Linked DNA regions of Mus musculus: region 2 is linked to region 1. A link is a loop called in an ENCODE intact Hi-C map of the cell type or tissue named here. Cell type or tissue: left cerebral cortex. All regions are shown on one strand. Links, peaks and the distances in the headings refer to the core of each region. The heading gives the core; the rest is flanking DNA. Region 1 has its middle 51 kb from the start of Gm38875. Region 2 overlaps Hrh1 (histamine receptor H1).

The links. Peaks named below come from ENCODE experiments on the same cell type or tissue, not always from the same donor. Only the 100,000 strongest peaks of a DNase experiment are listed, where the experiment ranks them.
Region 2: it touches region 1 in a loop (4-fold over the local background); 19 of 42 quality-filtered maps call a loop at or near these places.

Annotation. Positions count from the first base shown.
Region 1 is chr6:114,340,309-114,352,840 of GRCm38, forward strand. No RefSeq gene overlaps it. Among named protein-coding and RNA genes, the nearest start is that of Gm38875, 51 kb to the right of the region's middle. In left cerebral cortex, for the core only: CTCF peaks have their summits at 3,674 (motif pointing left) and 5,034 (motif pointing right); DNase peaks (open chromatin) are centred at 3,326, 3,664, 5,046, 7,689 and 1 more place; H3K4me3 peaks cover 297 bases; H3K27ac peaks cover 1,318 bases.
Region 2 is chr6:114,451,236-114,463,767 of GRCm38, forward strand. The region is part of intron 1 of Hrh1 (histamine receptor H1); the gene reads left to right. Among named protein-coding and RNA genes, the nearest start is that of Hrh1, 60 kb to the left of the region's middle. In left cerebral cortex, for the core only: CTCF peaks have their summits at 4,237 (motif pointing left) and 10,503 (motif pointing left); DNase peaks (open chromatin) are centred at 7,098, 7,478 and 8,393; H3K27ac peaks cover 1,126 bases.

The sequences.
Region 1 (12,532 bases), core at 1,682-9,681:
ATTAGCAGACGACACAATTCCCCTCAAGCCAGACTGATCTAGGCAGTTCCTTTCCGTGCTAACTAGGACAGGTGGGTATGTGGACAGGTAGATGCGTGGTGTGTGAATGGGTGGGGTGGGTGACTGGATGGATGAGTGGGTAGATGGGTGGTGAGTGGATCAGTAGGCAGAGGACTCAGAGGTAAATGAGTAGATAGGTGCATGGATGGATGAATTGATTAGTAGGTAGTAGACAATGGACAGATAGACTAGTAAGTGAGTTGACTGATACTCTGGTGAACAGTAAAGAAGATAAGTTAGCAGTTAACTGTGGATCCCAGGAGTGGATTAGTAAATGGACATATAGGAACAGGTGGAGCAGTAGAGTTTTTGTTTCTTGTTTTCTGTTTTTGTTTTGTTTTGTTTTGTTTTTTAAATAAAAGCCTTAATCTTTGGCTGGCAATCATGCTCCTGGCTTGTTCTTTATCTTCAAATGGCCTTAGTGGCAAAAATATTCTTAAATCAAACTTGTTTCTTGTAAATCAAAATGAAACTCACATCATGAAACTGAGTGTTTTAAAGTGGAGCCATAGAGCAATACTGTAGTTCCAGCTGCATAGTGCACAACACAGTGCAGCTCAGCACAGCTCAGCACAGCACAGGACAGGACAGCAGCGCACAGCCCAGCCCAGCCCAGCACAGCCCAGCACAGCCCAGCCCAGCCCAGCCCAGCCCAGCACAGCACAGCACAGCACAGCACAGCACAGCACAGCACAGCACAGCACAGCACAGCACAGCACAGCACAGGACAGCAGAGCCCAGCCCAGCACAGCACAGGACAGCAGAGCACAGCACAGCACAGCACAGCACAGCTCAGCACAGCCCAGCACAGGACAGCAGAGCCCAGCACAGGACAGCACAGCACAGCACAGCACAGCACAGCACAGCACAGCACAGCACAGCACAGCACAGCAGAGCACAGCACAGCACAGCTCAGCACAGCACAGGACAGCACAGCACAGGACAGCAGAGCACAGCACAGCAGAGCACAGCACAGCACAGGACAGCAGAGCACAGCAGAGACCAGCTCAGGACAGCAGAGCACAGCAGAGCACAGCAGAGCACAGCAGAACACAGCAGAGCACAGCACAGCACAGCACAGCACAGCACAGCACAGCACAGCACAGGACAGCAGAGCCCAGCACAGCACAGCACAGCACAGCACAGCAGAGCACAGCACAGCACAGGACAGCACAGCACAGCACACACAGCACAGCACACACAGCACAGCACACACAGCACAGCACAGCACAGCACACACAGCACAGCAGAGCACAGCACAGCACAGCACAGCACAGCACAGCACAGCACAGGACAGCAGAGCACAGCAGAGACCAGCTCAGGACAGCAGAGCACAGCAGAGACCAGCTCAGGACAGCAGAGCACAGCAGAGCACAGCAGAGCACAGCACAGCACAGCACAGCACAGCACAGCACAGCACAGCACAGGACAGCAGAGCACAGCACAGCACAGCACAGCACAGCACAGCACAGCACAGCACAGCACAGCACAGCACAGCACAGCACAGCACAGCATAGCACAGCCCAGGACAGCACAGCACAGGACAGCAGAGCCCAGCAGAGCCCAGCACAGGACAGCAGAGCACAGCAGAGCACAGCACAGCCCAGCACAGCACAGGACAGGACAGCAGAGCATAGCAGAGCACAGCACAGCACAGCTCAGCACAGCACAGCTCAGCTCAGCACAGCACAGCACAGCACAGCACAGCACAGCACAGCACAGCACAGCACAGCACAGCACAGCAGAGCCCAGCACAGGACAGCAGAGCACAGCACAGCACAGCACAGCAGAGCCCAGCACAGGACAGCACAGCACAGCACAGGACAGCACAGCAGAGCCCAGCACAGGACAGCACAGCACAGCAGAGCCCAGCACAGGACAGCACAGCACAGCAGAGCCCAGCACAGGATAGCAGAGCACAGCACAGGACAGGACAGCACAGGACAGCACAGGACAGCACAGGACAGCACAGCACAGCTCAGCACAGCACAGCACAGCACAGCACAGCACAGCACAGCAGAGCCCAGCACAGGACAGCAGAGCACAGGACAGCACAGCACAGCACAGGACAGCACAGCAGAGCCCAGCACAGGACAGCACAGCACAGCACAGCAGAGCCCAGCACAGGACAGCACAGCACAGCAGAGCCCAGCACAGGACAGCACAGCACAGCACAGCAGAGCCCAGCACAGGATAGCAGAGCACAGCACAGGACAGGACAGCACAGGACAGCACAGGACAGCACAGGACAGCACAGGACAGCACAGGACAGCACAGGACAGCACAGCACAGCTCAGCACAGCACAGCACAGCACAGCACAGCACAGCACAGCACAGCACAGCACAGCACAGCTCAGTGCAGCACAGCACTCCTATTGCCAAGCAAAAACCCTTCCGCTTCCCTTTGGCAAACATTGTCCTGTGGATCCACCTCGTCTTGACATGTCATCAAAACGTAATCATGCAATACGTGGCCTTTTGTGTCTGGCTTCTTGTCTTACTTAAGCTTCTGTTTCTCTGATAACCGGCAGTACCAGAGGCAAGTTGAGGAGGAAAGGGTTTGCTTCACCTCACAACTGTAGCCCATCATGTCAGGGCAGGAACTCAAGGCAGGAGCTGCAGCAGAGGCTAAGGAAGAATGTTGCTTACTGGCTCACTCCCCAGGGTTCACTCAGCCTGATTTCTTACACAGCCCAGGACTGCTTGTCCAGAACAGGACAAACCATGTGGGCTGGACCCTCCCACATCCATCCTCAGTCAAGATCCTGCCTCACGGGCCAGCCTGCTGGGGTATTTGAGGTTCCTTCTTCCCAGATCATCCTAGCTTGTATCAAGTTCACACACACACACACACACACACACACACACACACACACACACACACACAAAACCACACAGAAAATCCTAACCAGCACAAAGGCCAGGGAGGACTCCGAAAAATGGACCATCATTACTCATCATTACTCCAGCCTGAACACTCCTGTTTAAAAGACAAAGGAGCTCTGGGAAGCAGTTGCAACTGGGAGGCAGGTGGCAAAAAGCACCAAAGATGGGGATAAGGTGAGTACAAAAGTCATGCCAAGTACTGGCATTTGCTAAGCACTTACCAGAGGCTGGTAAGATTACAGTAAGCAGGAACTGGGCTGGTCCTTCCTGAATTAAGGAGGTTTCCCGATCTCCCTCCTCTATAGTGTCAGTAAACACAGAAGGCTCGCCATATGCCTGAAGCTTTAGTGTGTCTTTCACTTACTCTCCCTGTGACCCTGCAGAGGATCCATTATACAGATGTTAATGTGGAGGTTCAGAAAGGTGAAGTGACACTTATATGATGCCACAGAGCAAAGTGCCCTGGCTAGGCCTCAAGCCATGCATATCCAGCCACAGCTTCCATGCTTTTGGTTCCTTTTGTTTTCCATCAGGTCTCAAGGTCCAAACAGAATTGGAGCCCTCAAGGACTTGGGCTTCTGTGATCTGCTCCCAAGCGCATTCTCAAAATACTTTCCTGCTGCCACTGAAGCGCCAAAGTCCTGGTCTCTCCCACCAACTCCCTACTCCTGCTTCAGGCAGCAGCAAAGGATGCCTTCGTGGCACAAGGCTTCCACCTGGTGTATGTGATGTGTATAGCAACCCTAGAGACAGTGAGGCCAGGAACTGACAGGTTCAGGGACTTCTGTGACCAAGCTCAGTGCTAGGGGGACACCTGCACTGATCCCATTTAACCCTCATTTGGCCCTATAGAACCTACTTCCTTTGTATGAAAAAAAAATATCTCAAGAAAAGTGGGTGACCATGAACAAATAGGGCTCCCACTACATGAGGTCTCCAGAGTAGCATGAGCTTCATAGAGACCTGATGATCAGTAGATTGCTAGGAGATGGAGGGACAGAATGTGTGTGTGTGTGTGTGTGTGTGTGTGTGTGTGTGTGTGCCTCACAGAGATAGAATTTCATTTTTGTTGGAAGGAGTCTAGAGACAGGGCTGGTGATGGCTGTACACAGTTGTGTCAGCTCACTTCCTGTTGCTGTGGAAAAAAAAAAGACCCCAACAAAAGCAACTTCAGGAAGGAAGAGCTATTGGATCACAGTTCAAAGGTGCACTTCAGTCGTGGCAGGTAACGGCAGCAGGAGCGTGCCATGACTGGCTGGTTATGTCGCATCTGCAGTCAGGAAGCAGAGAGAGATGAATGTTGGGGTTCAGCCCTCTTCTACTTTTCATTCAATCTGGGATTCCCAGCCCCAGGGCAGCCCACATTCAGGATGGACTATCTTACCCCCGATCAATATAGCCTAGAATCTCCCCCAAACGCCCAGGGCTCTGTCTCCTAGTGATTCCAGATCCTGTAAAGATGGCAGTGCTAACTATCACAGGGACGCGACTCACTGAGATGGGTCATGGTAGTAGCATGGTAGATTCCCTGCTGTGTAGCTTATCACCACATCACTCCGTGACCCAACTAAGAGATGAGTAAAAACCTCAACCCAAGAGAGCGCGTTGAGTCTGTCCTGGGTGCAGGATTTACAGAGCGCTCAGCGTGTGCCTGTTGGTGTTGTGCTTGATAGGTATGTTCGGATCCTGCTCCTTGGTGGGCACTGCCCAGGCTCTTGACATACAGTGAACCAAACCTGTCCCATGATGGAGCTGATAGTAATAAATGCTCAAATGTCAGGGAGGGGGACATTGTGCTACAAGGAAACAACAGAGCAGGATCAAAGGATAGTGAATGGCTTAGTGGGAGATGGGAGCAATCTGGGAGGGCTTTCCCAGGAGGTGGCATTTCAGAGTTACCTATCCCCACTGCTATTTTGTTACAGATGAGCCACCCATCTGAACACAGATGCTAGGTAGGTATCACACAGCTAGGAAGTGACCTGGCCTGTGAAATACCAACACTGGAGCCCCTATCTCTTCCCTTTAGCTCGACGGGGGTGGCTAAGCTGAGCCTCTGCCAGTTTCCCTGCCAGTCAGCCATGTGCCAGCAGGTGGCACTGTGGCCTGATAACAGACACTAGTGACCATCCTGCCCCAGTGGCTGGAAAGGCTGTTAATGACAGGCAGGTAAAGGGATACCTGGGCCTGAGGCCTCACGGGACAGTGACAACCCTCTTGTCAGGAAGGGCAAGCTTTACTCTTTCAACCCTCTTGGTCACATCCAGTTGTCTTGACTGGATGCTGTCTCTGTCTCCGACTCTAAGGATGAACCCACAGGTAAATGGCAGAAGCTTTGGGCTTAAACTCTGGGGTTAGCTGTGCACTTACACCACAGTGTTTCTTGGAACCCTCCTGTGCTGAGTGAACCCTGGGGCTTAAGAAGAAACAGTGTAGAGATGTGTGCCCCAGAGGCTTCAGCTGGTACCCAGCACATGGAGTCTGTGACCTGTTAGGGAGATTTCCTGAAGCAGGGAAGCCAGGTGTGGGGGGTATTGCATGACTGGAGAACTTTAGACAGAGCTGGTTGTGAAGACACGCCAGACTGCAAAGGTCATATCTGAACCAGTGGGATGTGAGGAGCCACAGAGATTCACAGGGGACTGGTATTCGTGGCAGAAGGATAAAATCAAGGGGTCTCTCAGGATGCCGGAGCCAGAGCGGAGTAAGCCAGGACCAATTTGGCAGGAGGCTAAGCACATCACAGGGGGCCTTGTGTATTAACCCAGAAGGGAAGGAGACAGGAATCATTCTGGGATAAGGTGTGACATGGCTCTGGCTCCCACAGTTATAGTCCCCTCATAGCCATTCTCTGTGTGAGGAGCCAGGCAGATGTTCAGGGAAGGAGGGGTTGGTATCTGCGCACAGCCAGGACAGCCCAGGTCAGGCTGTGGCAGAAAATGACTCCATGTGGTCCCAGGGCTTCTCTCTGTGGCACATGGCATGACATGGGTTTGGCCCAAGTGAGTGACAGCCCTTCCCTGGGATTCCACCGGGTAGAAGACAGTCAGTTTAGGCTGCAGGTGCTTTCCATGTGTGGTTCCAGCTAGAGGAGGAGTCTGGCACTGATAACAGCAATGTGCATGACCAAGAGGTACATCTTCACAGGTCGGAGTTCAGGGAGGGGAGGGAACTCAAGCCTCCGGGATCTCAGAGGACACTGGGCCAGCAGTGGACGCCACACTGCTCTTAGGACTGCCTATCTGTCACAGTGAGCCTTCTTTTCTAATGAACATAAATTCCAGTTACACCTGCTCCCATTTGGAGAACTGGCTACCTCTGCTTTTCATGGAGAGAGGCTGTCGGGGCAGAATCAAGTTCCCAGTCTCAGCTAACAGCTTCTTCCCTGAGCTTGGCCTCCTACCCAGGAGCCAGGACTCCTTTGAAGTCCACCATCACTGTTTTATCTCTGAAAATACTTCACCATCTTGCAGTTCCACCCAGAGACCAGTGCCTCTTCCCTTCCCGCCTCTCCTCACCCTCTACACCAAGCTGGCCACAGGTCTCCTGCTAAGTTACAGCCTCTCTTCCTCTGAGCACCTCTGTGTGTGAGGAAGCCCAACATTTTACCTTCCCTGACATTCAAGGCTGACATGATTTGAACGTGTTCTCTGAGGATTCGGGTGTTAAGATTTAGTCCCTATTGTGAGGTATAGAGGGTGGGTGGAAACTTATATGGCCTTGTGTTGGAGGTAGGGGTCAGAAGGACAGGGGGTGGGACTAGATAAAGACTTCTGACAGTGGCTTACTCAGGAGAGAATGGGTGGGTTATACATATGTTCCCAGTCTATGTGATGCCCTGTGCCTCTGCCCTAGTCACAGTCAGCAAGCAACCTTGGTGTTCCAGAGCATAGATGAAAAGGACCTCACTTATTGTCTTATTTAAATGTTTGTTTGATACAAGGTCATCATAGCCCAGGCTGACTTTCAACTCTCTCTGTGGCTGAGTCTAAAGTCCCCCTGGTCTCACCTCGGCAGAGAGACTGGGCTCTGCTGGCCTCATAGGGCTTTGTGCAAGCACTGTACCATTTCACGGAGAGGAACTGCACCCATGGATGCAGTGTCTGTTGTGGTCCTAAAAATGACCCCCTCAAGTCCTAGAGGTGAATATTAGCACCTGAACATTTCCCCAGACCACAGTGTACCACTATGTACATAATATTTTTCTTACAGAGTACTGGGTTTTTTTGTAAAGAATAAAATACCAGTCTATCCATGGGCATCTCCTCTTCTTCCTCTTCCTCTTCCTCTCCCTCTTCCTCTTCCTCTTCCTCTTCCTCTTCCTCCCCTCCCTCTCCCTCCTCCTCCTTCTCCTCCTCCCCCTCCCCCTCCTCTTCCTCCTCCTCTTCCTCCTCCTCTCATTCTCCCTCTCCCTCTTCCTCCTCTTCCTTCTCTTCCTCCCCTCCCTCTCCCTCCTCCTCCTCCTCCTCTTCCTCCTCTTCCTCCTCTTCCTCCTCCTCTTCTTGTTACAGTTAGAAAACCCCACCCTGGAACCCCTACAGGGCGGCAGAGGCTATACCTTAATTATCTCCCCGACTCTCAGAGCTCAGGTAGTAATGGATGTTTGCTCAGAGCAGTGAGTACTTAGAGGAAGGCATGGTTATTTAAATGTGAACGGAAGAGTCTATAATTGAATGGATAAGCAAACACATCCGTGAGTAAGTGAAGGCATGAGTCACCAAATGAAGTGACAGATTACAGCCCCAGCAGGTCTGTGATTGGGTTATTCCAGCTCCGGCACCCTCAGACACCTGTGGTTGTGCTTGCAGGGATGCGCCTCTTCCTTAGTCGCCCGAGAGGAGAGGGGAGATTTGAAACTGCGCAGGTATTGCCCCCTCCAAGATGCCTCAGACCTGACTCCACTTTCTGAGCCAAGGCCTGGAATCCACCGCGGCTAAGGATGCCCAGAGAACTCTGAACAGCTCATCCCTGTATCCCTGAACTGTGGCTGAAGGTCAGTGGGAGGAGTAGGGTGTTTGCCACAAGGACAGGGCCAGACCTCCCACATCTTCAGAAGAAGGGAGACTTCTGGTGAGTCCATGTCTCCTCCTCCACACCCCAGCCCCACAGTGAGGGGGCGACAGAGCCATGAGCAGGAGCCAGCGGTTGCCATGACAACACATTAAGAGACGTGAAGCTGCTTTCAGTTTTCAGTTTCAGCTTCTGGAAAGGGGTCAAGCATGTGGGGCAGAGAGAAGAGTCAGGAGGGGGAAATCACAGCCACCCCCACTCAGTCTCACAGTTAACCACAGCCCAGTGCACTGTGTGCTCCGAGTCCCTCCTTCTGGTGTGTCACTTCCTAGGACACTCAAAAGGAACCTGAGAAGTGGTGATCCCACCTCATGGTCAGAAGGCTGGGTCTGAAGTCACTTGCCCACCCAGGTGGTAGCAGAGCTGGTTCTTGCATTGGGTTCCTGACTACAAAACCTTGTTTAACAGACCCAAAGATTCTAGAATCCCACTGGGTTAGGGCAGTACACTTTATTGGTCCATTAAACAAGACACTTACCCAGGAAGGTTCAGATCTACAGGCACTCAAGCAGAAAAGCTTCTAGGATTTGCTCATACATACAACAAAGCACATGTATGCACACACAGCAGTTATGTATGCGTGTGCACACATTCATGCCTATGCACATTCATGCTCACACATAGACACAGCTGCAATCACACAGGCAGGCACACACCTGTATATCCATGGAAGCAGATTTTAAAAAATGCTTCTTTTGACACGCAGCTTTGGAGTTCCTCCCCTCTTAAAATGACAGTCTGTTTCCTTAGCCACTGAACTTGGCTGTGTGATGATATTCTGGCCCATGCAAAATTAGCAAGCACAGAGTTGGGGAGATGGGTGGGTCTGTCAAGTGTTTGATTCACAAGTATGAAGACCTGAGTTAAGATCCCCAGGATCCTCATAAGATGCTGGGCATGGTGGCTTGTGCTTAGAACTCCTAATTCCAGTGACAGAGAGATGGGAGGCAGAAGCAAGCAGATCCTTGGAGCTTCCCATCCATCTAGCCTAACCTACTGGGAAAAATTCTAGGCCTGGGAGAGACCCTGTATCAAACAAAGGTGGAAGGTTCCTGAGGAAGGACACTCAAGGTTGGCCTCTAGTCACAGCACATAGGGCAGACCCACATGCTTGCATGCACCTTCACATATGCACGTGCACATACACATACACATAATGGAAGAATAACCCTGGGAACGTATATTTTCACGGTGTATTTGTATTTTCTCTCTCTCTCTCTCTCTCTTTCTCGTTCATTGCCTTCACTATGAAAACATGCCCACGATGTTAGAGGAGACCTCATTAAGTTCAGAGCCACGTCATCTCCTTTGTCCTGGCAGAGATCAACCAAAACTTTACTCCTCCACCAACAAAGAAACCATTAAAAGTGGGACTAACGGAAATTCAGAGCTGCCAATCAAAGCCCAGGTGACTCACGAGCCAAATACCTTCTTATTTTTAGCAGTTCACTAACTGAGGTTTTGTGCTTGCTTGTTACACAGCATTGCTTCCAATGAATAACCGATACACGTAGGCATTAAAGAGGAATGTGTCATGGGAGGGAACCTAAGTAGTGTGTTTACCTGGTTATCCTTTAAAATGGCACCTGTGTTGAAAAGTTATCGATGTAAGAATCATCCTTTTCTACTGTCTTAGTTTGGGGAGGATGGGGTTTACGTCATCTTACAACTCGCAGGTTATACTGTAGGAACAAGGGATGTCAGAGCAGGCACTCAAGGGAGGAACCTGGAGGCAGACATTGACGCAGAGGCCATGGAGGAGTGCTCCTTATTGGCTTGCTCCTCATGGCTTTCTCATTCTGCTTTCCCATATACTCAGAAGCACTGGACTTGGGCTGGCACCACCCTCCGTGAACTGGGTTCACCCATCAATTATGAGAATACACCATAGGCTTGCCCACAGGCCAATCTAGTGGGGACATTTTCTCAATTGAGGTTCCCATTTCCAAAATGACTCTAGCTGTGTCAAGTTAACATAAAACTAGCCCCCCCCCAACACACACATAATGCAGTTTTAAAAAATAATATTCACAGTCATAAACCATCTAATTCCAGCATTTTCTTATCATCTCAGAGAGATGCTCATATCCATCACGCTCCACTTACAGCCAGAACCTCGTGTCTAGGTCTGTGTACTCATCTGCACAGTGCTTCCAGGGTCCATCCCTGTGTCCTCCAGGGTCAGTCCTGGATAATAGTGTGAGCAGAACACAATCTGTCTATGTGTTCTTTGGATGATAGATACTTGGACCGAGTAATGTACTCTGGCGATAGCCAGGATGACAGCTCTGTCTGCTTGGAGTTTTCTTCTGTTGTTCTTGTCCTGCAACAGGGGACATTGGGGGAAGATGACTTGAGGGCACTGTTTGGACCCAGTGTGATAGACAGATCTGACTCGTTGTCCCTTCTTTGTGCAGGTTAATGTTGCCTACCCTGGCCTGGCCGTGGCTCCCAGGAATAGCCTTACTGCCCAGCTAGCTTGCCTCATCGCTGCCCTAGATGAGTACAGCCTGGGGTGTGATGAAGCATTTTGGTGTGTATCATGGTGTTGGGGACCAGAAGTGTGAGGGTCACAGAGGACACACTGACATCTTGGGAATCCTCAGACACAGTGTTGTAATTGGATCCAATTCTCATCACCATCCAGTCGAAATTATTTTCCAATTGCAGAAGCAGAACACCCCCAATAATGCAGCACTCAACAATATTCATACACCACATGTTATCTTCTGTGATGGAAAAGATAGCCTTTACCGAAAGTTCTTATCTGAAGGACCTAGACCAACGCCGTGCTTGTGTGTGGCGTTGCATGTTCTGTGCACCTCAGCTCAGTACAAAGCAAATGTCGGTCAATAGCATGGCATAAGAAGGTGACCTAGTATTCTCTTACCTACATAGAAAACATTGGAGTAGGATGGAAACGACTAGAATTAAGTAGAATATATAAGTGAAGAATGGGCTGGGGTGATGCAAGCCTGAGAATCTGAGTTTGATTCCTAGAACCCACACCAAAAAAGCTAGACAGCATTTGTGTATGGTACCAGCTCTGGGAGGGCAGAGACTGTGCATCCCTAGGGCATGGTGGCCGGCCAGTCTAGCTGAACCAATGGCTCCAGGTTCAATGAAAGACCCTACCTCAAAATATAAAGCAGAGAACAATTAAAGACCCCTGGCCTCCACGTGAACACACATGTGTATATGCAGCTGCACACACAAACACATACATACACACAGAAGTAGGAAGGTCTGAGGAACTTAATGAAAGGACATTACTTATTTGTCTCTGTGATATTTATGGTATTTGCCATTTTCTTTTAAAATGTAAAATCATTATGATTTTTAAAAAAATTCTACTGTCGGACAGTGGTGGCGCACACCTTTAATCCCTGCACTTGGGAGGCAGAGGCAGGCAGATTTCTGAGTTCAAGGCCAGCCTGGTCTAGAGTGAGTTCCAGGACAGCCAGGGTTATACAAAGAAACCCTGTCTCGAAAAAACAAAACAAAACAAAACAAAAAACAAAACAAAACAGAAAAACAAGAAGAAAAAGAAAAAATTCTAAATTTAGTACCTATTTTTTTATAATGTTGAAATCTTTTTCTTAAACGGAATGCCCCAAATTATATGTATATCCCCTCTCACTTCTTCCTCTTTATGAAATACGAATGGATAGATCCATTCTGGTATGCATAGTACAACATAAAATGACTACAGAGAGAGAGAGAGAGAGAGAGAGAGAGAGAGACAGAGAGACAGAGAGACAGAGAGACAGAGAGACAGAGAGACAGAGAGACAGAGAGACAGAGAGACATAGAGACAGAGAGACAGAGAGACATAGAGACAGAGAGACAGAGAGACAGAGACAGAGAGACAGAGAGACAGAGAGACAGAGAGACAGAGACAGAGAGACAGAGAGACAGAGACAGAGACAGACACAGACACAGACAGAGAGACAGACAGAGACAGAGAGAGAGAGAGAGAGAGAGAGAGAGAGATAGATAGATCAGGTACTTCCCGAGTATAGATGAGTGAGGAGGAACCCCAGCTTGGCTCCTGGCGAGCGAGTCCTTTGGTCCCAAGTGTGGTCTCACTCTTCAGAAGCCCCAGCGGACCTCTGAGAAGTACCCAAGCCCAGCTTCCCACGACCACAGCTGCTTCTCCTAGCAGGCAGCTCTGTGCGGCTCTCTGAACCCCAGACACTTTTCACCATTAAGGATCGTCCTCTCTGCTCCCTCCTTCAGGGTTCTAGGTCTTCCCTGAAGCTTGTCCTACCTCCTAGAAGGTCAAGGAAGTGAGGTGAACAGGAACTGAGCTTCCCACGAGGAGATGTGAAAGCTGGGCTTCTCCCTAAGGGCTGAACTATTAACTGTGGAATTTTGTCATGGAGAAAGATAGCAAACATAAATATTTGTGGGAACCGAGCCATCTCAATCCTTTTCCTGTCACTATATATGAACACCACAAACTGGATAATTTACATAGGAGAGAAACTCATTTCTTATAGCTCTAAAAGCTGAA
Region 2 (12,532 bases), core at 2,595-10,594, 110 kb after region 1:
GGGATGAAGAATGAAGGCTCCCTCTGCATTTACCACCCACCCCTTCACTCATCTATGCCCACAACCAGAACAGAGTGCCTTACTGTGTCCAAGTCAGTGCGTTCAGTGGGCAGCACAGGCTTATCACTCTGCCTCCGTGTCTCTGTCTCATTTTCTACTCAGAGGGAAAAATTCTGTAACTGAAGAGAAGTGGAAGATGCAGTTCCTGGTAGGTTTCGGTTGTGTTTCAGCTCCAGTCGGTTTGTCAAGTCACTCACAGTAGGTTTCTGGGCCCACAATCCAGATTCTCAAGGAAGGAATCTGACGGTAGGTTAGAGATGGGTTAGAGATGAGTTAGAGATGGCTGCTTTGTCATTAGGAGGCAGGACAGGGAGATGGTGTTCTTGCACCCTCCCCTGCAGCAGTGAGCTGGCCCCTCTGGCCAGGGAATATAGCAGAGCAGAATTTTCTAACTCCACACAGTTGGCATGCGATGAAGTTAATAACTCACTGTAGAGAGCTGTGAAAACTGAGAGCAGTAATAGTGACAAGAATGGACGTCCCCAAGTGAGAACTCAGTGAGCAGGGTATCTTCAAAGAAGAGCTGTGCCCAGGCTCTTGTGGTCGGCCCCCTCCCCTGCCCCCTCCACTTGCTTATCGACTGTCCCCGGATTCAGCCTCACTCTCATGTCCTCCAAGCTCACAGTTCAGCTTCTCTTTGTTTATACTTAGTGATTTTGTTGTTCTTTGGGGCTTTTTGAGCCAGGGTCTCTTCTCGGTAGCCCAGGTTGGCCTTGACCCAGAGAAGCCCTGTCTCAGCCTCCTGAGTGTTAGGATTTCATGTCTCTTATATTGGATGTAGTAAAATGTCACTCCTCAGCCTGTGAGTGGAAGAAAACCCTGCCACATGCTGCAAAGTGGGTAGACTATAAAACCAGCCTGTCACAAACCAATGAGAGCTAGATCAGCAGGTAAAGGCACTGGCTGCCAAGCCCAACAGCCTGAGTTCAGTCCCTGGGACTTAAACGGTAGAAGGAAAGAAGTGACTTTGGCATGTTATCCTATGACCTCCCATACATGCCGTGGCATGGTGTACCACATACATACATAACACACACATGCACATACAAGATAGATAGATAGATAGATAGATAGATAGATAGATAGATAGATAGATAGATAGATGGATGTAAAATAACAATAAAACCTATGTGTCATAAGAGGAACAAGCCTGTGCGATTCCACTTACGTGAGGAAGTCAGGTTCCTAGAGACAGAAAGCAGATGGGTTGCCAGAGCTGGGGGGATGGGAAGTTATTTAATAAATGTGGAATGTCAGTTATTCAGGGTGGAGGATTCTGGAAACTGACTGCACAATACAGATACATAACATCGCTGCACCAAGTGTTTGCAGGGTGAAGAGGGCACATTTGTTGTCAAAATATTACTTTAAAAAAAGGTTTTAAGGGGACAAAGAAAAAGACAACTGTGTGAGGTGCCAACTACTTCCAAGAGCTGGGGATGTGAGACTACCAGGCATCCTGAGCCTCCTAGAGGGGGCAAACTCCTGCCCAAGGTGCCGGACCTGAGTCTGAACTGGAGTCTAGATCTGACCTGTAGAGCCCATAGGGGGCGGGACAGTGTGTGACGGTGAGCCCAGGTCTGCACACCAGACTGCATCCCTTTCTCTTCAGCCCAACTGCATCCTTTTCTACCCAGAAAGAACAAGGATGTGAAATGGATGGGAGAGGAACCCACACGTTACAACAACCTGGAAGGGGGCTGGAGAGAAGGCCCCATGGGAAGGGCGCTTACTGCCCCCAGCACCCACATGGTAGCTCAGAATCATCTATAATTCCAGTTCCGGGGTTATGACGCCCTCTTTTAGTCTCCAAAGGCACTGAGCACATACATACATACATACATACATACATACATACATACATACATACATACATACAGGGAAACACTCATACATTCAAAATAAGTTTTTTTTTTAATCTGATTAAAGGTCATAGGCTGAGGTGCAGTTCAGCAGGAGAGGACTTGCTATACTAGCTAGTGTCTTAGCACCTCAAAAATTTAAAAGGTTTATCAAGCTTTTTAAATGGGCAAGCATATAAAGCCTTGGGGTTCCCTCTCTTTCCGCCCCCCAACCTATTTACCTACCTTTCTCTACCCCTCCCTTTCCTTCCTGCCCTCCTGTGTATGCATGGTCATGTATGTGCACAGGTATGCACCCACCTGCCTCCTTCTTCCCAGCACTAGAGTCATAGGTACATTCCACCACAGCTGGCTTCCCAGCACTGGACTCACGGGTGCATACTTCCACAGCTGGCTTCCCAGCACTGGACTCACGGGTGCATACTGCCACAGCTGGCTTCCCAGCACTGGAATCACAGCTGGCTTTTATGGAATGCTGTGGTCCCCATGTTTGCAGGACAAGCTCTTTATCTCTCCAGTCCTTTGAGGTGCATTTTTATAGACATTAAGAGTCTTTAAAGTCAAAATAACTGTCACTTGTGGGAGCCATGGGGGGGGGGGGGGTGATGGATGACAAACATTTCTTTCTAGGTAATTATCTTATAATAATCTATGAATTCATATGTTACATTTGTGCAGTATTTATGTTTTATTCCAAAAACAACCTTTGGAGTGAGGAAGGCAGTGCTAGATACAAACAGTCATCACAAGGGCTTGGATCCAAATCTGAATTTGCCCTCTTGTCAGCTCCATGACCTCCTGCAAACTGCTTAACCTCTCCATGCTGTGCTTTCCTGTCTAGAAGAGTAACAGTAATTACCTCTTGGCATTGTGGAGGGAACTTAATACGACAATGCAAAGAAGTCCTCAGGTGCCACATCTGACCTCAAGTGAGCACGGCTGATTATTATTATGCAGAGGCCTTGAATATGAGGTCAGCAACACTACTTTAGCTCCAGCCTGACCTGTGGCCTGCTCTGTACTCTCCGCAAGGTGGCCTCTGTCTGAAGTCATGTGCCCCAGTACGATGACTCCAATTCCCATCATGAACAGAGATACTGAGTTTGAGTGACCTGCTCGCTGTAACAGGAGCACATAGGAATAGTCCTTGGACTTGTGAGCCCCTGGGACGCTGTGACAAGTAAGAGGTGCAGCATGGCGAAGCCTCCCATGGGCACCTGCAGGGGAAAGTATGTGCCCAACACACAGCTGAGCCAGTAAATTGGTTTTTTGTCACCCTGTATGTCAAACTCAAGCTGGCTTTCCCTCCTAATCTTAAACTGCAAACCCTGCCCACCCCCATACAGCCTGAGCCAAACTCTAAAGAACAGATGAGTTCAAGGTCACTATGGCAAGCTCAGAACAGGTAGTTCAAGGTTACCATAGCAACTTGGGAATGGCTGCCTGCTGCTCCCATCCCATCTTCCCCCGTGTTTCTGTTTTCTATCTGTATGCATCATTTTGTTTTCTGTCTTCTTCAGGCATGGAATCTGGGACCTCATATGTGTGAGGCAGTTCCTTTGCCATGGAGACACAGCCCAGCCCTGTGTGCCGTACTTTTCAAGAGTGCTCCACATCAGTTATTAAACAAAACATAACACATACATTCACATTTTACATTGGGATTTCATTCAGAATGCTTCTTATCTCCAGACTGTTGTCCAGTCCTTGGGTCCTAGATTTAGATCCTCAGAGACGGGGCATATGTGGGAGGGTCCTAGTGGGCACAGTGTCTGTGGCTGCGTACAGGGAGGGTGACATCATGCAGAGTGAGTGCCTCCAGCATATACTGGATCCACTTAAGTTCCTGCCTCTCTGCTACCCAGGACTCTAGGAAATGTCCTCACCTTGAAGAGCTCATGGGTGGAAGGCCCCATTCCAATGCTGCAGGCCTCTCCTGGCTCTGCAGCTGTGGCTCCATGTCCATAACACAGGACTTAGGGTTCTGAGCACTTCCGCAGCGTGGTTCAGTGACATCAAGTGTGCTCACATGCAGCTGCCTCCCCTGCTCCTCTCTAGGATGCCTTTGCCTTCCCACATTGAACTCTGTTCCCTTTGACCCTAGCTCTCCGTTCTCCCCACCCTGTTTCTAACCTGAGGCTTTCTGCATCCATCCTTCTCTGAGAATTCATTTGCCTACAAGAGTGTGTTGTGCTCTTGGGTCTGGGGAGATGGCTCACTGGTTGCTTGCTGCTCTTACAGAGAACCTGAGTTCTGTTCCCAGACCCCACGTGATGCCTTACAACTCCAGTTGCAGTTGATTTGGTGCCCTCTTCTGGCCTCTCCAGGTACCTACACATAGGTGCCATACATTTACACAGACACACAAAATTTTAATTTAAAGAATTTTAAGGTGGACCATCTTTTGGTCGCTGCAAGGGATAAACCTCAGGCTTTGCATGTGCTAAGCAGGTACTCTGTCACTGGCTATCTGTGAAACTGCCCCTGCATGTCATGTTGTGTAGCACGTGGCAGAATACCTTGTGATGCTCTTGTAAGACCAAATAGCATTCCGCTGTGAGGTACTTTTCTCTGACCCAGCACCTGACAAAAACCAGCTCAAGGAAGGGAGGCTTTATTTGCAGCTCACTTTGAGGACAGAGTGCATCGTGGCAGTGACGGCAGGCACAGCGGCAGGAGCATGGAGCAGCTGGTCACAGTGCATCTGCAGTCAGATGGAGAGAGTGGAGAGAGGCGAAGGCTGGTACCCAGCTGTCTGTCTCTTCTTCATCCAGTCTGGGGCTCTGGTCCATAAGATGGTGACATACACAGTTAGGATGGGACTTTCTACATCTGATAAGCTAATCTAGAAACTCCCTGACAGACTGTGGAGTGGCAGTCAGTGTTAACCATCACATCCTGTATGTTGGAACCACACTGTGACCACTCTTGTCTCTTGTGACTCGTGGGCCGTTTCTCCATCTGGGTGTTGTGAATGGATGCTATAGTATACATGACTTTCCTCTGGCAGGGTCCAAAGCTGTGGCTGTGTGGTAGAGTCCTTCCCTACCTGCAAAACCTCAGAGAACCATCCTGTTACCCTTATGTAACCTGATGTTTCAGGGAAACATCTCAAGGAGGTGCTCCAGTCAGCTGGCAGCTTCTCTGAGCCCTGCCCCTGGCTCAGAGACTAGAAAGTTCCAAGATAGCTGGAGTCAGGGTCTGTGTGAGGGCAGCAGGGCTGGGCTGGGACAAGGGGTCATAACATCCTGAATATTTGAAGTGGTAACCTCCCTGCTCTGGGAGGCTCTCCTGGGAGCCATTCTTGATTGCTTTCTACTTCCCAGCATCTGCAACCACTTCCCTGAGAAGCCGAACAGTTGTTGTGTCCTGTTGAGTTTTAACTAAAACATCCAAATAAGGGCTGCTGGCCTACCGTTCTTCTGCCCAGCTTTGACCTCTCCAAGGGAGTTCACTGTGCTATTCTAACTGCTGCATGAGTTCTGGAAAGCGTAAGGCGGGGGGGGGGGGGGGGCGGGGGATGGAGAAAAGTTGGGGAGCCTGTTTCAAAAGCTGCAGGCAGGAAGGGACAGCGGCTCAATTTGCTGACTGCAACGTGCTCTGTAGCCAGATGCCACTCAAAGAGAAGACAGAGCAAGACACCCCCTGCTCAAGTTTGGCTGGAGGCACCGGGGAAATCCTCTCTCCATCCTGAGTCGGTCCAGCCTGTTGTTTCTCAGCAAGCTGCCTTGCCTGCCTCCCTTTAAGCACTTCGAGGCTCAGTCACTGTTGTCCAAATGTGTCTGGGAGAACTTCCATTTCCAGGCTGTTCAAGGCGGTGCAGATGTTCCTGGGAGCCATCCTCTGTGCTGGGGGATGTTGAAGCCCTTCTCCACGTTGCTAAGCTGCTCTGAGTGCTCTCTGGGGGAGCACGGAGCAAGGAAGGTGAGGAGGAGCCAGAACATGGGGCTTTGGACCCTCTGAGCACACCAGTTCTCGTTGATCTGTTTTAGAGAAACATCAACAGGAATCAGCAGTAGCACTACCCAAACAGAGGGACGCGGGTAAAAAACTCTCTAGCCTTGCTTTACAAAGAAGTTGGAAGAAGGAGATAAAATTATGAGGCAATAGGGGGCCCATGAGGCTCTGTGAGTAAAGACTGAGACATCTCCCCACCTCTGTTTACACACACACACACACACACACACACACACACACACACACACACACACCAAATATGTGCAGGCAAAAGAAAGGAGTCATGTCCCTCTGCCACCCACTTTCCTCTTTCCTGAGCCCTTGCAGTGTGAGGCTGGTTAGTGCTGGCCAAGGCCGTGGCCAAGGCTGGTGTTCTTGAGCTAGTGGGAATTGGTACTGCCTGTGGTCAGGGACCTGATCACTTCCCATCCTGTGGTTTAGGTCACGGGGAAAGGAGGCATCTCACCCAGGCAGAAGAACAGGCTCAGCGCCTCTCTGGTCTATTTTAGGTTAAGGATGTGTCTGTCAGAGGCAATGGTATAGAGGTGTCTTCAGATCCTTCAGAGTCTCCACATTGTAACTGAGCTGAGACAAGGGGTGGCACCTCCTCTGAAAATGTGGCTGAGGGTTAGCTAAGTCAGAGATGGTACAGGGCCAAGGATAAGGCTGAGCTGGGAGTGAGGCTCGGGGCAGAATCTGCCTTCCTAGGGTGACTGTTCACTCTAGACACTGGGATAAGGTGGGGATGGCGTGGAAGGGCCCAGTGGCTGCTGGTGTTCAGAGCTACATAAGAGATGCAGCACTTAAAAATGTCATCAAACTGCCAGAATCAGATCTGTGCCTCCAAGGCCTTTGGGGGCTGTCCCAAGTCCGGGACCCTGGAGTTCACTTGGTTAGGGTCAGCAGAATTCCACAGGTCCCTTGAAGTCATGGACAGGATCAGGTGCTGTCTGAGGATGGTACAATTCCCACCTTTCCTGTCTGGAAGCTGCCTTTTCTTCCTGGGATGGCAGACTGTTCAGAACCACTTGAGAAGTGGGCCTGCAAGGCTCCAGGGTCAGACCTGGGCTCCTTCAGAGGACAAGCAGGGAAGAGAGGACAGGGACCGTCTTGCAGGGTACAGGCAGCCTCTGAAGCTTCTGAATACCCTAGGGAGAGCATCCTAAGCTCTTGGCACCAAGGACCCAGACATGACTCAGCCCTCTCCAGTCAACACCCCCAGTCTGAGCAAGTCTGCCTGGCAATTAAGCAATTACAGCCCAGCTTGATAAGGCTTAGAACTGAAGTATACAGAACTGAGAAAACCCCAGAGAAGGAAGTAGGTGAACTTGCCTTGTGAGGTCAAGGAATACCCAACAGGAAGTGATGTCAGAGCTGGGCGTTAGGAGCCAAGGGAAGGCCTTGGCATTTCCTGGCAGAGAGAACAGCGTAGACACAGGTAGGTGGCGAGGTGCGCTTGATGGGACTGGGTATGGAAGCTTAGGTGTCCTAAGGTGTTTGTGTGGGAGCAGCCTCTGTCTGGGCCCTGGGCCCCTCCACAGAGTGGAGTCTATGTGCTTGTCTTGATATCTCTAGTGGGAGTAGGGAGCAGGAAAGAGACTCGTGGGGAAAGCCAGGTTGATTCATTGCACAAATGATTTGGTGTCCTTCCAAGGATCAGTCACAGAGTGGCTGTGGTGGGGAAGGGAAGAGGAAGGAGAGGAAAAGGCCACACTGAGGCAGACTTGGGGTTTGGGGAGAAGGGAGGGAGTTTTGAGGGCAGGCAGATGTCAGAGTCAATGGCACTGTGGCGTGGTACTCATGGAACATTGGGACCCACCCTGCCTCTGTAAGACCCCAGTAGGGTTTTAAAAATAGGTTTTTAAGATTTATGTTTTTGTTTAAATCACTTGTATGTGTGTGAGTCTGTGGAGGGGATACATGGATATGTGGGAGTGCAGGTGCTTGCCAAGGGGAAAAGATTGCACTGGGTCCCCTGGAGCTGGAGTTACAGGTTCATGATCCTCCCTGCCGAGCAGCTCGTCAGCCCTCCAGGAGAGATTTCAGTGACTTCAGATCTATGCACGGATACCTGTGTCTATAACTACAAATATGCGTCTCCCTCTGTGTGCATATTTATAACTTGATGCCGGCTGTAATGCCCTGGGTGGCAGGCAGATGCAGCCCCATGTCTCATGTGCGCTCACCTTCGTTTACGTTTAGCCGGGTTTCCGTTATAATCTGACAGTGACAATCCAGCAGAACTTGGAGCCGGGCACAGAGGTGACTGCGTGGTGGCTGAGAGGACGCTGTCTGGCTTCTGTATGGAGGATGGATGGAAGAGGCAGGCCAGCGAGGAAGCAGCTGAGGATTTGAAGGGAGGCTTTGCTCTCAGTTGGCAGTGAGGGCCAGGCATCGGCCTCTCTGCTCTCCTCCAATGTATGGTTTGGTTTGGTTTATTTTTTGAGGCAAGGTTTCCTCCCTATGGAGACTCGTTTGAAACTTGAGACGCTCTTGGTTCTTCCTTCCGCCCAACATTCTGGGCTCAGGGGTGTGTGCTGCCCCCAGCTTCTGTAGAGAGTTTCCAGGAAAGGCTATAAGAGTGCCGAGACAGTGGCTGCTAGGAATATCTTCCAACAATTACAAGCTGGGGCTTTTGTTGGGGGCTTTTCCATTGCTTTGTGTAAACCCACCACATTGGTTGCACGGAACTGCAATGGGGCACCTGACTTGCCTATCTTACTGCAGCTTGTGGGGCTGTCGGGGTGAGGCCACTCTGTCTTTGGAAGTCCCTGTCTCCTTAAGTGAATACGATCTATCCTTACATAACCTTTACTACAGGAAACAGACCAAACGGAGTGAGGTCGACTGCCTGCAGCCAGAGAAATGATGGCTGGTGAGCCTGACCAATTAACCAACAGGACAGAAAGTTCTTAGAAGAGCTGGTGGCACATGCCCCCCCCCCCATGCTCCCAAACTCTCAAGGGACCAGGGAGAGAGGTGGGCGTCTTGTTTATGGCCCCATCTCCAGCAGCTCAGCCAAGCATAGCACCTGCTACCATGTTACTGCTTAATTAATAGTTCCCGAATATATTAATGAATTAGCATAACATGAACCCAGCAGGTCTGAGCTGAGTGAGTCAGTGCTGCCTCTCTGTCTGCTAGCTGTTGGGTTAGGGTGGCAGATTAAAATCTTAGGCTACATTGAGGTCATGTGGAGAATTGTCAAGACTATACCCTAGGCCAGTTAAGTCAGAATTGTGTCCTAGGTGGGACTCATGCCACAGTCTTTCAAGTTCCCTGTGTGACATCAAGAGTGGCCAAGGCTGAAAAGCCACTCAGCCAGATGCTGGAGATGCAGGTAAATGTCTCATTTTCTGGCTCATGTGAGGACAAAAGTACATGTGACTTCATTCGTTCATTCATTCATTCATTCATTCATTCATTCACTCACTCAGTCATTCATTCATCCCAGCAGAATGTTAGAAACCTGAATAGAGACTTGAAATTCCATCTCAGAGTGGTTAGCACTCAGGACTCTCTCACTTGAGTTTTGAGACTCTTATCATGAGAATCCCCAGAAAGGAAAACTTCACTTCCGTAGCTTACATCTGTCACTGTCTGAGCCGACTTCAGAGCTTGCTGAAGGACACAGAAAAGCTTGGAAGAGAAAGGAACGTTGGAGATGGGCTTTGTGACTGGCTGTCAGGATGGGTCAGCAAGTAAAGACACTTGGCTGTCAGGCGCGGCAACTTAGGTTCAATCTATGGGACCCCACAGTAGAAGGAAAGAAACTGATGTACGCATGTGCTATAACACACACACACACACACACACACACACACACACACACACACACTGTACACATTCATCAAATAAATGAATGGAGAAAAACATTTAATAAGATGGGTTTCATATGATAAGTAGAAGCCTGCTGACATCCTCTGAATCTCTCACTCTTCCTCCTTCTCCTGCCATCTTACCCCTCCAGCACTGGAGCATGGAGTCGGGCACCCACATGCTGGGCAAGCATTCTTCTATCGGTTATTCCTGAATCCTTTATTACTACTAATCATTTTTACATTGTTCTGTGAGTGGTGTATGAGTGTGCGTACACACATACGTGAATATACTCGCTCATGTGTGCGGGTAACCTCACTCGTGTGCCCCTGTGCTGAAGCCAAAGGAGGGAACCAGGTGTCCTGCTCTCCATCTTGTCCCTTTGAGATGGTCTCTCACCGAACTTGGAGCTCACTCACCTCCCCGGGCCCCCGCTAGCCTAGCTGGCCAGTAGGCCACAGTCCTCATTCTGTCTCAACTTGGTCTCACACTCTGTACTCGGGTTGCGCAGTCACACTTGGCTTTTTAACATGGGTGTTTAGGGTCTCAACTCAGTTTCTTAACTTCAGTAGCAAGCAGTCTTCCCCTCCCCTCCCCTCCCCTCCCCCTTTCCCTCCTTGTCCCTTCTTTCTTTCAGTACTGGGGTTCTAACCTAGGGTTTCATTCATACTGGCAAAGTGTTCCCAACTCTGGTTAAGAGCATTGGTTGCTTTTGTAGAAAACCTGGGTTCAATTCCCAGTACCCACAGGCTGTTCACAACAAACTGGTAATCTAATTTCAAGGGATCTGCTACCCTCTTCTGGCCACTATGGGTACTGCATGCACACAGTGCCCAAATACCCAAGTAAACAAAAACACTCATACACATAAAATAAAATAAAATAAAATAAAATAAAATAAAATAAAATGAATCTTGAAAGAAGTTTTTTTTTGAGACTCTGCCTTACCACATTGTTTAGGTCCACTCTGAACTTGAGATCCTCCTGCCTCTGCCTCAAGCTCTGCAGTTACAGATGGGATGGGATTTGCTTTGACTGCCCTGTAATGCTCAGACGGACTTAGATGTCTTCCTTCCAGGGAGAGAATAGCAGTTCTGTGACGAGATTTCAAATGCTCCCACAGCCGAAGGCATCACAGACGCGGTGGTGATCAGTGTTGTCCTGCATTGTGCTTGTGTGTGTCAGCCCTCCCTTTACCTCCGGGAGCATCTAATCAAAGCTCTGAGGTGGGAGGTGGCGGCTCTGATGCTCTCCGTACATGGGCTTAGCTTCCCTTCCTCAAGGCTGAGCCTTCTTCACAGTTGCTAGCTAGAATCCTCTAGAACTCAGTTCCATTCATCTGTTGTCAACACGGCCAAGGCTATGGAAAGCTTCCCCCGGAACACAGAAACCATACCCGGGCTTTGCATGAGTGTTTTCTAATTGGCATCTAACAACGGTGCATATTTAGTGTAGAAGATGGTATTTCGATATGCTAAGTAGCATGTCTGCCATCTTGTCAGTTTATCACCCACCCTCCTGAGGTTCCTGGCACCCAGAATCCTTTCATCCAGCTGTTTTAGGGATGTTCTGCACAACCTCCTTAAGCACATCTGCCCTGTTGTGTATAGAGATCTCCACTCGGTATGAGGCTGTGCCTGGAAGCGAGCCCCCTCCACTCCTGCCCTTCCTCCACAGCCTCTGTGAGCCTCCCCTCTCCTCCCCTCCTCTGTCGGTAGTGTCTTCAGATGCCTCGAAGAAGTGACATCATAGAGTCTTTGCGTTTCTGTAGCTTTCTATCAGTGAAATAAATGGAAGTGCCTTTTGAAAGTAGGTTCTTTACAAAATGCATAAAGTAAACAAATGGTGGGCTAGGAACCACACAGATCCAGTAAAAGGGGTAGTGATGGAGGCAATGGAAGGACAGAGAGAGGTATGGATGTAGGGAAATTGCTTTTTATTTTATTTCTTTTTATGTGTCTGTACAACGTGTGCATGCAATACTTATACAGGCCAGAAGATGGCGTCAGATTCCCCCGGAACAGTAGCTGCAGATGGTTGTGAGCTGTCATGTTGATCCTGGAAATAGAACTCAGATCCTCTGCAAGAGAAGCTAGTGCTCTTAACCACTGAGCATTCTCTCCAGCCTCCAAGAAATTGCTTTTTGATTGGTAAATTTGGGGGCTGGCAGATATGAGACAAGAAGCAGGCCAGTGCGCTGGGACCTTTGCAGTGGCCTGAGAGAGAACCTGAGTTTGTATCTGAGCCTGGACCCAGCAGTCTTCATGCAGGGGAAGGAAATGGGTGGGTGGCCGGCATCCAAGCATTGCCAGGGGCCCTGGAGCTGAGCCCCAGGAGGTGGCACTGGCAGGAGCCACAGACAAGCCCATCAGCAGATGAGGATACTGGCTTCGGTGCCCTCTTCTGGTGCTTAGACAAAGAAATCACTGGAAATGAAAACAGAAAACTGTGGGCTCAGTTATTGCCCTGGGGCCACAGGGAGCTTGTTCCCAGAGAAACAGGGGATCAAGAGGCACACCTGACTGCTTGGCCCCAAACCTGGCTAAGGGGCAAGGGATTAAAGACTGGATTCCTAAGCCCCAGGCCAGACCTTATGGACTCTTCTCCAGAATTTGGCCCGGTGTATCTTTTCATCACTTCTGTTCCCTTCTTTCTGTGGCTGTGTTAGAGCCTCCAGGTTTCTCTCTGTAGTGACTCTTAAAGTAGAGAGCACACCGGTCTTTATGAGCCAGTCTACCCCCTAAGCTGCCCTGGAAGAACTGTGCCTCTTACAGAGTGTGCAACCTCCCTGTCCGTCCTCTTGCCCTTCCCAGAGTAATCCCTGCCTGACATTC